Regions from separate parts of the Homo sapiens genome. Here region 1 is linked to region 2. The links are chromatin contacts, found by Hi-C or POLR2A ChIA-PET in ENCODE. All regions are on one chromosome and are shown on one strand. The core of a region is the stretch at or near the end of the contact, and the rest is flanking DNA. Distances in the headings are between cores, read along the strand shown. Region 1 has its middle 71 kb from the start of CHMP4B. Region 2 overlaps CHMP4B (charged multivesicular body protein 4B).

What was found. A loop is a pair of places that touch in the nucleus more often than their neighbours do. ChIA-PET counts read pairs that join two places held with the same protein, here RNA polymerase II (POLR2A). Pooled maps may share reads with other maps.
Region 1: a pooled map shows a loop between it and region 2 (2.0-fold over the local background). The contact joins two enhancer-like sites. A Hi-C loop is called at or near these places in 2 of 50 pooled maps. POLR2A ChIA-PET finds 5 or more read pairs at or near these places in 11 of 52 experiments (GM12878, H1, OCI-LY7 and 7 more).

Annotation. Positions count from the first base shown.
Region 1 is chr20:33,879,932-33,885,526 of GRCh38, forward strand. No RefSeq gene overlaps it. Among named protein-coding and RNA genes, the nearest start is that of CHMP4B, 71 kb to the left of the region's middle. RefSeq lists enhancers at 3,272-3,391, 3,572-3,831. Within about 2 kb of position 3,345, at least 2 of the 41 ENCODE cell types and tissues checked have a DNase peak (open chromatin) inside an H3K27ac peak, as active enhancers do; they include GM12878, where a contact is called at or near this core.
Region 2 is chr20:33,836,514-33,841,549 of GRCh38, forward strand. The region is part of intron 1 of CHMP4B (charged multivesicular body protein 4B); the gene reads left to right. Among named protein-coding and RNA genes, the nearest start is that of CHMP4B, 28 kb to the left of the region's middle. RefSeq lists a silencer at 1,024-1,173. Within about 2 kb of position 1,583, at least 7 of the 41 ENCODE cell types and tissues checked have a DNase peak (open chromatin) inside an H3K27ac peak, as active enhancers do; they include GM12878, where a contact is called at or near this core.

The DNA.
Region 1 (5,595 bases), core at 2,095-4,594, 45 kb after region 2:
TCTTCAATTTGAAAAATTCTTATATATTATATTTTACTATATTTTATTTTATTTTATTTTATTTTTTTGAGACAGAGTCTCACTCTGTCACCCAGGTTGGAATGCAGTGGTGTGATCTCAGCTCTCTGCAACCTCCGCCTCCTGTCTCAGCCTCCTGAGTAGCGGGGATTACAGGTGCCCGCCACCATACCTGGCTAATTTTTGTATTTTTTAGTAAAGACAGGGTTTCATCATGTTGGCCAGGCTGGTCTCGAACTCCTAACCTCAAGTGATCTGCCTGCCTCAGCCTCCCAAAGTTCTGGGCCATGCCTGGCCCCTATTATAGTTTCCTTTATTGCTTTTCCCACATCCTCTTTACTGTCTCTTATTGGAATTCCTATTCCTGTTGTACATCCTATTAGATATATAATGGATCATTTCATTTCATCCTCCATCTTAACTTCCCCTTTATGTTTCACATTTCTTTATCTCTCTCTGTGCTGTATTCTGGGCGAACACCTCTGATAGGTGTTCTATAGCCCCCAATACTTCTGAGTGTGATTATATTGGAGATAGGGTCTTTGAAGAGGTGACTAAGTTAAAATGAGGCTATCAGGGTGGCCCCTAATGCAATCTGACTGGTGTCCCTATAAGAGGAAATGTGGATGCACCAAGGGGCAGGAAGGATGAGCATGCGCAAGGGAGACCATGTGAGGACACAGCAAGGAGGTGGCCGTCTGCAAGCCAAAGAGCAAGACCTCCGATAAAACCAAACACCAGCACCCTGATCTGGGACTTCTAGCCTCCAGAACTGAAAGTTAATAGATTGCTGTTGCTTAAGCCACTCTACTGTTTTATTATGACAGGGCCAGTAAATGAATATGACAGACTACTGTCAAACCCACCTATTGAGTTTCTCTCTTTCTTTTTGCTTTGTTTGTTTTTTCAGTTTATCTTGGGTGACTTTTTTTTTTCTATGGCCCAGGGCAAGACACCCACTTCTAGGCTGCAGCCCAAGGTTATTGGGCAGTTTTTCCAGTCCCAAGAAGAAACAGCTGACTTCCAGCTTTTTCCTGATGTAGGGAGCCTAGTTTCAGCTGGAGGGCTCTCACAGGGCCAGGAGCCTTGTCTTTCGTCCTCACAGAGGCATTCAAACCCCAGTGCCATTCAGAAGTCTGGATATGGCAGCCCCAGGTGACTTAGTGGCTCCATGAAGCTGCCAGGGACTTGGACACCTTTGATCTTCACATTTTAGCACCCTTGGGGTGCGGCTTTAACCCTCTTGTTGCACTTCCAGGCATCTCATCTCCAAATGCCCCATGTCTTCTGTCTTTTGTTTGCTTCTTTGTTTTGAGACAGGGTCTCACTCCATCACCCAGGCTGGAGTGCAGTGGTGTGATTACAGCTCACTGCAACCTCAACCTCCCAGGCTCAAGTGAACCTCCTACCTCGGCCTCCTGAGTAGCTGGGACTACAGGTGTGTGCCACCACACCTGGCTAACTTAATTTTTTTTTTTTTTTTGAGACAGTTTCACTCTTGTTGTCCAGGCTGGAGTGCAATGGTGAAATCTCAGCTTGCTGCAACCTCTGCCTCTTGGGTTCAAGCGATTCTCCTGCCTCAGCCTCCCGAGTAGCTGGGATTACAGGTATGTGCCACCACGCCCGGCTAATTTTGTATTTTTAGTAAAGACAGGGTTTCACCATGTTGGTCAGGCTGGTCTTGAACTCCCGACCTCAGGTGATCTACTGACCTCGGCCTCCCAAAGTGCTGAGATTACAGGCATGAGCCACCGCACCCGGAAATTTTTTTTTTTTTTTTTGTAGAGACAGGTCACGCTATGTTGCCCAGGCTGGTCTCAAACTCCTGAGCTCAAGCGATCCTCCTGCGTCTGCCTACAAAAGTGTTGAAACTACAGCCACAAGCCAACGCGCCCGGCCTTATGTGTTATCTCTTGCCACATAGTGGCCTCTGCTCCAAGGGAAGCGGGAAGAGTGAGTTTTTTCAGTGGTACCTTTCCTCCCCATCCTGAAAACAAATGTGATTCTCCTCCTAAAGAAGTAGAGCAAGTGGGTGTAGAGTTGTTAACATGCAATGTCTGCCACATAAAACATGATCCCCATTTTGGTGAGGAAATCACAGCCTGGAGAGGTGTGGTGATTTACACAGCCTGGATTCGATTGCACTGAGCCTGCCCCACCCTCACCCTGCTCTGATTCAGGGACCCTGGCCTGGCCCTCATCTTTGGTGGTTGCTGTCGTCAAGGCACTGGCCTTGCGTGATGGATGAGCAGGCAGCCTCATTAAACACAAACCCTTGTTGGTTTCCCAAAGCCCACAGGAGCAGCGAGGCCCGGGATCTGGGAGCAGGGAAGCTGAACAGGACCCCATCTGTCCTGTTCCCTCCGGCTTCTGCTCAAACAGGCATTTGTCTGCCATGGCAAGAGGGCAGCCTCAGACACTTCATCTCTGGGCAATTAGGGGGCTGCACGTGAGAAGAGTAATGACTGGCCAGAGGGGATTTATCAGGGGCCAGTGTGGCTGGGCGGGGCTCAAGATTTGACATCCACCTCTTTTCCGAGGGGAAGGAGCTGGTTAGCATCCCTGCCTGGCAGTGGAGCCTCGTTAGCTCTGCCTTCTACTGTCCCTTCCCCCTCCAACGCTCTGCTCCCCACCCCACCTCCTTGTCTCTGCCCTAGATCAGAGGCCAGGCACTAGCTGGATGGTCACACCTGCCTCCTCCATGCTGCCCCCTGTGAACCACTCTCCGCACTGGCTGCTCACAAGTCTGATCACGTCACACACCTCCTCCCTACCTTTAAATCCTTCCATGGCTCCCTACTGCCCAAATCATAAGCAGCTGTTGTGTTCGGGTGGTCCTAGGTGACCAGCTTCCCCACGAGCGATTTCTCTCCTTTGGTTTGATTCGTGTCAAAGATGAGTCTTAGACACTGCCTGATGCTCAAACGGTTTATCCTTTTCTTAAAAAAAAAAAAGATGGGATCTTGCTGTGTTGCCCAGGCTGGTCTTGAACTCCTGGCCTTAACCCATCTTCCTCCCTTGGCCTCCCAAAGTTCTGAGTTACAAGCATGAACCATGGTGCCCGGCCTCAAGTGATTTATTTTGGCTGTGCTGTTACGAGACAGACATCAATGACACGGGCCAGATACACTTAGGAGGTCAGAGGACCAGCTGACCAGGAGGGTCTCTGTGTAGAGACCATCCTCAGAGTTTGGGGGATCCTTCTCCCTTCCCTAGACCTGGGTTCAGTCTAGGTTAGTCGCCAGGTGTTTCTTTCAAAAAAGAAGTTTAAGCTATTCTTGTAAGGGGAAGCTTTGTTTCAAGGTTTATGAAAGTTGCATCTGTGCTGAGGTGGTCTTGTTTTCTGGAAATCCCCTGGCCAGGGTTGGAAATCCTGGGGCCAGGCTGTATCAACTGCTAAGTGACACCTGGTGTCCGGCCTGTGAGATGCTTAAGTGGGTCCTATGGCTCTTGTTAATCTCACAGTTGCAGTATGTCTCTTTTTATACTATGACAGCAACCTCAGCCCTGGTGACCTCAGCTCCCGCGCCGCATCCTCTGTACTCTTGCTCTTCAATTTTTAAGAATGAGTTTCATGATTATGGGTTTCAAAAATTACATTCAGGACTGCGTGTGGTGGCTCATGCCTATAATCCCAGCACTTTGGGACGCCAAGGTGGGTGGATCACTTGAGGTTAGGAGACCAGTCTGGTCAACATGGTGAAACCCTGTCTCTACTAAAAAAAATAAAACTTAGCAGGGCGTGATGGTGCACACCTGTAATTCCAGCTACTCAGGAGGCTGAGGCAGCAGGATCACTTGAATCTGGGAGGTGGAGGTTGAAGTGAGCCGACAACATGCCACTGCACTCCAGCCTGGGTGACAGAGTGAGACTCCATCTCAAAACAAAAACAAAAACAAAAACAATTCAAAAGGCACACAGTAAAACAAGGCTAACTCCTGCATCGTCCTCACCTGCCTAGTCCCCATCACCTGCCACATGCCTTAGTTCCTTGTGTATCCTTCCAGTTTCTTTATGCAAATGTAAATAGGACAAATATGTCGTCATATTTACCACCCCCACACATGCTTTATATACAAATGGTAGCTTATCAGGAACGTGGTTCTATACTTTCATTTTTGCACTTAATACATCTTGGAGATCTTTTTGTATCTGCAGAGAGAAGGCTGCTTCATTCTCTGGTACAGCTTGACCATCATTTCCTTAGCCAGCTCCCAGGTAGTGGATGTTTGTGTGGCAGGTGCTGCTGCTGCCCTGTCCCATATCTCCCACCTACCAGAGCTCACCAGCAGCCCTTTCATTTCTCCAGGCTTTAGCCCACACAGGTCTCTCTGCCTGGGATATGCTTCTGCTTCTTCATCTCAAATCAAGAGTCTGGCAGCCCCGCCAGAGACACTAACCTAACTAGTTCAGGCAGGGCTAGCACTTTGGGCCTCAGGGTCTCCCTTACCTCCTCTGCCTCAGGAATGATCACAGTGGATTAAATCCTCTCCTTATCTGCCTGCCTGGCTGGGAGCACCTGGGCAGGGGTCAGAGCTGTGGGGGGGCAATGGGGAAGATGAGTCAGATTCATCACTATGTCCCAGCACCTCTTACCACATCCCATGGCCTCTAGTGAAGCAGGAGAAGGATTGTATAAAATCCAAACTCCTTCCCGTGGCCTACAAAGCCCTGCTGACCCCGTCCCTGCCTGCCATCACCCCCAACCTCAGGTCCAGCCAGTGTGGCCTTCTTGTTCCTCAGAGACCTCAAACTCGATCCTGCCTCAGGGCTTTTGTTCTTATACTTTCCTCTACTTGGACTCTCTTTTCCCCAGATCTCCTGATTAGACCTCAGCTCAAATGACACTTCCTCCAAGAGGCCTTCCCTGACCACCTTGACTAAAATATCCTACTCACCCCTGCCAACTTTGGGAACCCAAGGCAGGAAGATCAGTTGAGGCCAGGAGTTCAAGACCAGCCTGGGCAACATAGTGAGATCCCATCTTTGAAAAAAAAAAAAAAACACCCCCACTTTCTTAGCAGTTATGGGATGAATTGTGTCCTTCCCAAAGTTTATAGGTTGAAGCCCTAACCCCGAGTACCTCAGAATGTCACTGTGTTTGGAGATAAGGTCTTTAAAGAGGTGAATAAGTTAAAATGAGGCCAGTAGGGCTGGGTCTTAATCCAATCTGAGTGGTGTCCTTTTTGTTTGTTTGTTTGTTTGTTTTGTTTTGTTTTGTTTTTGAGACAGAGTCTTGCTCTGTCTCCCAGGCTGGAGTGCAGTGATGCGATCTTGGTTCACTGCAACCTCTGCCTCTGGGGTTCAAGCAATTTTCCTGCCTCAGTCTCCCGAGTAGCTGGGACTAACAGGCACGTGCCACCACTCCCGGCTAATTTTTTTTTTGTATTTTTGGTAGAGACAGGGTTTCACCATGTTGGCCAGGCTGGTCTTGAACTCCTGAGCTCGTGATCCACCCATCTCGGCCTCCCAAAGTGCTGGGATAACAGGCGTGAGCCACTGTGCCCGGCCTGGTATCCTTTTTAAAAGGGGGAAGCAACACAAGGGATGAGGGTGCACAGAGGGAAGGCCGTGTG
Region 2 (5,036 bases), core at 333-2,832:
AGTACTTAATATTATTTATTCTCTGTCATCCTTTTGAGTGGTTCTTTCCCTGGCCTTAGATAGCTTTTTCACACATGGGTGCTGATCAGTATTCTGCTGAATACTTGAGGAGGACCCTCCGTGGCTCTCCAGGGTTTTCTCTCTCCATGCAGCTCTCTCCTCAGGTACTCTCATGAACTCCAGCTGCGTTGGTCTCCCCAGACTCTCAGCTCTATCTCATTAATTCAGGAAGTTGCTGGGCTCTGCCTGGGTTTTCCTTGCCTGCTCCTTGGCCTGGAAACTCTCAGCAATCAACTGGGTGTGATCGTAGGGTTCAACTTGGATCACTGTCCTTTTTTGCTTGATGTCCAGTGTCTCAAAAACTGTTAATTCATTTCTCTTGGGCTACGGATAAATCTAGTCCCTGCCATCCTGTCTTGGCTAGAAGCAGAAGGAAGAGTCTGGATTTGAATCCTGACTCTGCTGGTTGGTTATTCACAAGCTTTGAGATAATCTCTCCGGGCCTCAAATCTCTTCATCTGTAAAATTGGCTAGTAAGACGAATTCCTTATTGTCAGGATTAAATACAAGAATAAAATACGAGGCTCAGAACAGGTGTTAGTTCATGTGAGAAAGGAAGAACTGGCCGGGCGCGGTGGCTCACTCCTGTTATCCCAGCACTTTAGGAGGCCAAGGTGGATTGGATTGCTTGAGCTCAGGAGTTGGAGACCAGCCTGGGCTACAGCTATTTCGGAGGCTGAGATGGGAGGATCATTTGAGCCTGGGAGGTGGAGGTTGCAGTGCACTGAGATTGTGCCACTGCACTCCAGCCTGGGCAATAGAGCAAGACCCTGTCTTACAAAAACAAAAAAACAGAAGAACCTAGGATCAAGATTTTTAAGATTTGAGCTTCAACCATTAGGAATTGAGAAGAGGGAAGGATCTAGGAAAAAAAAAAACCTCAAGAAGGAATGGCCTCTGGGGCAAGGGAGCCAGGCTAGGGGATCCCTCAAGGCTGACAGGAGAGAGGAATTTCAGAGAGAGGAGGGAGGCAGTGCCAGAACTTGTAAGGAGACGGAGGGTGAAGGTGTCTGTGTTCACATTCTAACTATAGTTACCTTTGCTTCCTGAGTGACATTTGTGGCTCACATTGGATCTGAGTGCTACTTCCTCTGCCCAGTTGAAGCAGCTTAATTCAGAGGCTAAAGGGAGTTTCTGATCTTTCTAACTCAGTTTGTGAAGCCAGTTAAAATAAGAAAGACTGCTTATTTCATTGGGCAGGAAAAACTTGATTATGTGAAGCAGTCAGGAAATGGAGCATATGGATGTTAATTACATTTTCTGGATCACACAAGATCAACCAGAAAGAGCCTTTTGTGTTTGTTTCAATCCTGTTATTGGAAATCTCAGAACTATATGGGTTCACCTATTGTTAGAGCTCAAGGAAGACCTAGAGAGAGCACCTAATCCGCCCTTCTTGTGTCCTTGATGAGGAGTCTGAGGCCCTAGGAAATGAGGGGACTTGCTCAGTGACATACTTTAGTCATGGCAGAGTTGGAACTAGAAGCCAGATTCGGAATCACAGGACCCGTGTTGCAGGTTGTGTCTAGATACAAGTCTCCTGTTCGGGCACCTGGCTTGGATTCCTCCTTGTCAAGTACCTTTAACTTTGTTACTTTGAGGAGGTTGTTGAACCTTTATGACATCAGTTGCCTATCTTTAACTTGAACACAGCCTTAACTGCCTGAAGGCAAGGGATTATATCAGATAACTCCTAGCAGTTTCCTCCGGATGTAAGATTAGTGTCAGGTGTTACAGGGACTGGTCAGGACATGTAAATGAGTAATGTGTCCAGGTAGAAGTTGGTGGGCAGTGGTGGGCTCTGAGACAGACTGGAAAGTGTGTGCCCCTTCCAAAAGGGATGGCTGCTGCTCTGCTCTAGTGGATCGTTGCTAGGTGGCAGTGTGGGCTCAGTGTTGCCAGATACTCCATCTTTACAAAAGGAAGCCAAAAATCTGGATTTTTATGTGTAATATGTAATATTCAAATTTACGTATTAAGACACGACTTAAGACATGGGACAAATGAAGACATATCTGTGGGCTGCATGGGTGCTCAGTTTTAGCCTCTGATCGCTGTTTAAATGAAATTCTGCAGCCTGGCTGGTGTCTAGGAAAGAACTTTGGCCTTGGATTGCAGGGCACAGGCTGAATGACTATGGCCCTCACTAACCAGGGGGAGGTCACTTTCCTTCCCAGTATCCTGGTTTCCCCCTCCTGGCTCTGAGTTATCTTGATCACCAAGAGCTACTCCAGGGCTGCCTGCTGGGTCTAGGAAGTGAAACCCCTTCTCTTCCTGATCAGCTGCCCTTTGGGGAGCAGGAGGAGGCAGCCCAGATAGGCCTTGCAGGGTTCCCTTTGGTGACCCTGACTCCCGTGGCCATTTCTCTCCTTCCTTATGCCCTGGGCCACGCCTGCTGACCCAGTCTGGAATAATCTGCTGCTTACTTTGGGTCTCTGCTACTTCCCTCCAGGTATAGTCACAGGGGAGGTCCTAGGCTCATTGTCCCTAATAATAATCCCCTGACCCTTTGGTTTTAGGGTTCTAGCAATTCCAGTGTGGGTTGACACAGGAAAAAAGTGGGCAAGTGACAGAGGTTCTTGTAGCTTTGGTCCCTGGGTCCTCCAGAATGTGGAGGAAAGGCTGTCTTAGGACCTGGGAAAAGATCTGGAAGCCATTATAGGGTGAGAGGACGGGGGCACCCACAAATGAGGAAATGGCAGGGTCAAGTTGGGCGTTATGGAGTGCCCCTCCCTTCTCCCTGTCTCAGTGCTGTTAGGGGCACAAAGATGGAGGTTCCACCCTGGAGGAGCTTATGGTTTAGGGTAGACGTGAGGGAAGAAGACATTTATTCTTTAAAACAGAAAAAAAGCTCACAGCAAACTTTCCAGCTATGTAGAGTCATCGACCTAAGTGTAGAGAGGATGGTAATAATGGTTGGATTTTTATCCCATGTGTTTTTAACCAATTTAAAATCTACTAGAAAAAAAATTTTTTTCCAGGTAGAGGTTTTTACTGCATACCATCTGGACTGTCGCTAGTGGACAGTTTGTGGGCAGAACAGGCAGCCCGCTGAATGCCCTTGGTGCCAGACTGCTGCTAACTTGTGGGGTCCATGGGGAGGGGAAGGCCTTCAGGGCTTTCAGATCCCCAGGCTCAGGCAGAAGCAGGCCCAGCTGCCTGCTTGGTGCGGGGTAGACGCTCTTCTGCAAAGAAAGAACATGCCCTTTGCAGATAGGCAGCTTGGCTTTGATCCCAGGCCTGCCACTGCCTAACTGTATGACTTGGGCAGGTGATAAACTCTTTGAGCCTCAATACCCTGGCCTTTCAAGTGGTACAGTAACAGTACCTACCTCATAGATAGGTTGTTGGGAAGAACTAGTGAGCATGGAAAGTATCAATTTTTCATTGCCATGAAAGCACCAATCATGGCACCCAGGAAGCTTCTCATAAATGTTAGCTGCTGTTATATATTAACTTTTTCTCCACCATGCCATAACTGTATACTCTTTCTTAGACATACTGGGCTAGGAAAGGGGACAGGATACCACTGCGTGGTGGCAGGCGCCTGTAATCCCAGCTCCTTGGGAGGCTGAGGCAGGAGAATTACTTGAACCCGGGAGGCAGAGGTTGCAGTAAGCGGAGATCGCGCCACTGCACTCTAGCCTGGGTGACAGTGTAAGACTCCATCTCAAAAAAAAAAAAGGGGGGGGACAGGACAGGGACAAGAAGATGCAGAGATCCCCAGAGACAATGTTGGACACAGGCAAGGAAAGAGAGGCGGGGGGGAAACAGGCAAGACGGAGGAGAGAATGCTCATATTCATCAAGTGTTTGCATAGTGATTATCTTTCTCGTCTGTCCTTAGGGTAGTGGTTTCACCCCCATCTTGCATCTGACAAACATGTTCAGAGATGTGAAATAACTTACCTGACACCCACCTTCAGGGCTGGGATTCTGGCCTGGTCTACTGATACCAAGCCTCATATTCTTTTCTTTGTGCCCCAGTGCTGGCCAGCATCAGCCAAGGGCAGGGGTTGATGAAGCTGGCATTGGCCAAATGATCAGGTGGTTTTAAATTGGTTTCTCCCAAGCTGTGTTTTACAGATGTTGGTGTGTGTCTTGTTGGTTTTTCTTGTCTTTTCTTTCCTTTCTTTTTTTTGGTGAGCCAGTTAGGTGTCGGTGTTTTCTTCCTATCAAAATAGGATCTGGGAAGTCCTGCAGTAAGTAATACCAGTGACCAACATTTACATGTCATGCCCTGTGCCAGGTGCTTTACATACATACTTCATTTTAATCCTCACAATAACCCTATGAGGTGCGTGTTGTTATCATGAGGGTTATTAGTGAGATTAAGTAATCTACTTGATGGTGGAGGTGAAACTGGAAGCTAGACAACTGGACTCCCTAAATGACCGTTGTAACTTGATGTGATCCAGCATTTCCTAAGCTTGTTTGACTGCAGAGTGTGTTTTATCATGCCTTTTACGGAACACACTTTGTTTGTATTGTTTAAATGATTTGGAGCGTTTGATATTCTGTTAGGTTGTTAGTTGTGGGGCTTATTTCTTTCATCTTTGTCCCTTTCAAACAGATAAGGGGCTTCTTTCTTTCTGTCTAGAATTTTCCCTTGCAGTGAGTACTGTACTCCCTATGTGTTTGCTGATGAAGTCAGCAGGGTTTCAGACTCTGATTTCCTGGTCATACACAAGTACTTATTTTACCATCTCTAAATGGAGTGCATTAGCTCCAGGCCAGGGAGAGCAAATTAGAGGAACAGGGAGATACATCACAGAGAAGGAGGCTGCTCTGGAAAAAGCTGTCTGCACCTCTAGCCTGAACTCTCCAGCTGTGTGGGAATAAATACAGCAATGTCAGGGACAGCGTTCCAAGGCTTTTGCAGGATGAGGCCCTTGTCCTGCAGGTGAGCCTGCGACAGTGTCAGAGCAACGATGGACACAAAACAGCCTCTGTCTGGGCTTCCAATATGCATTTGGT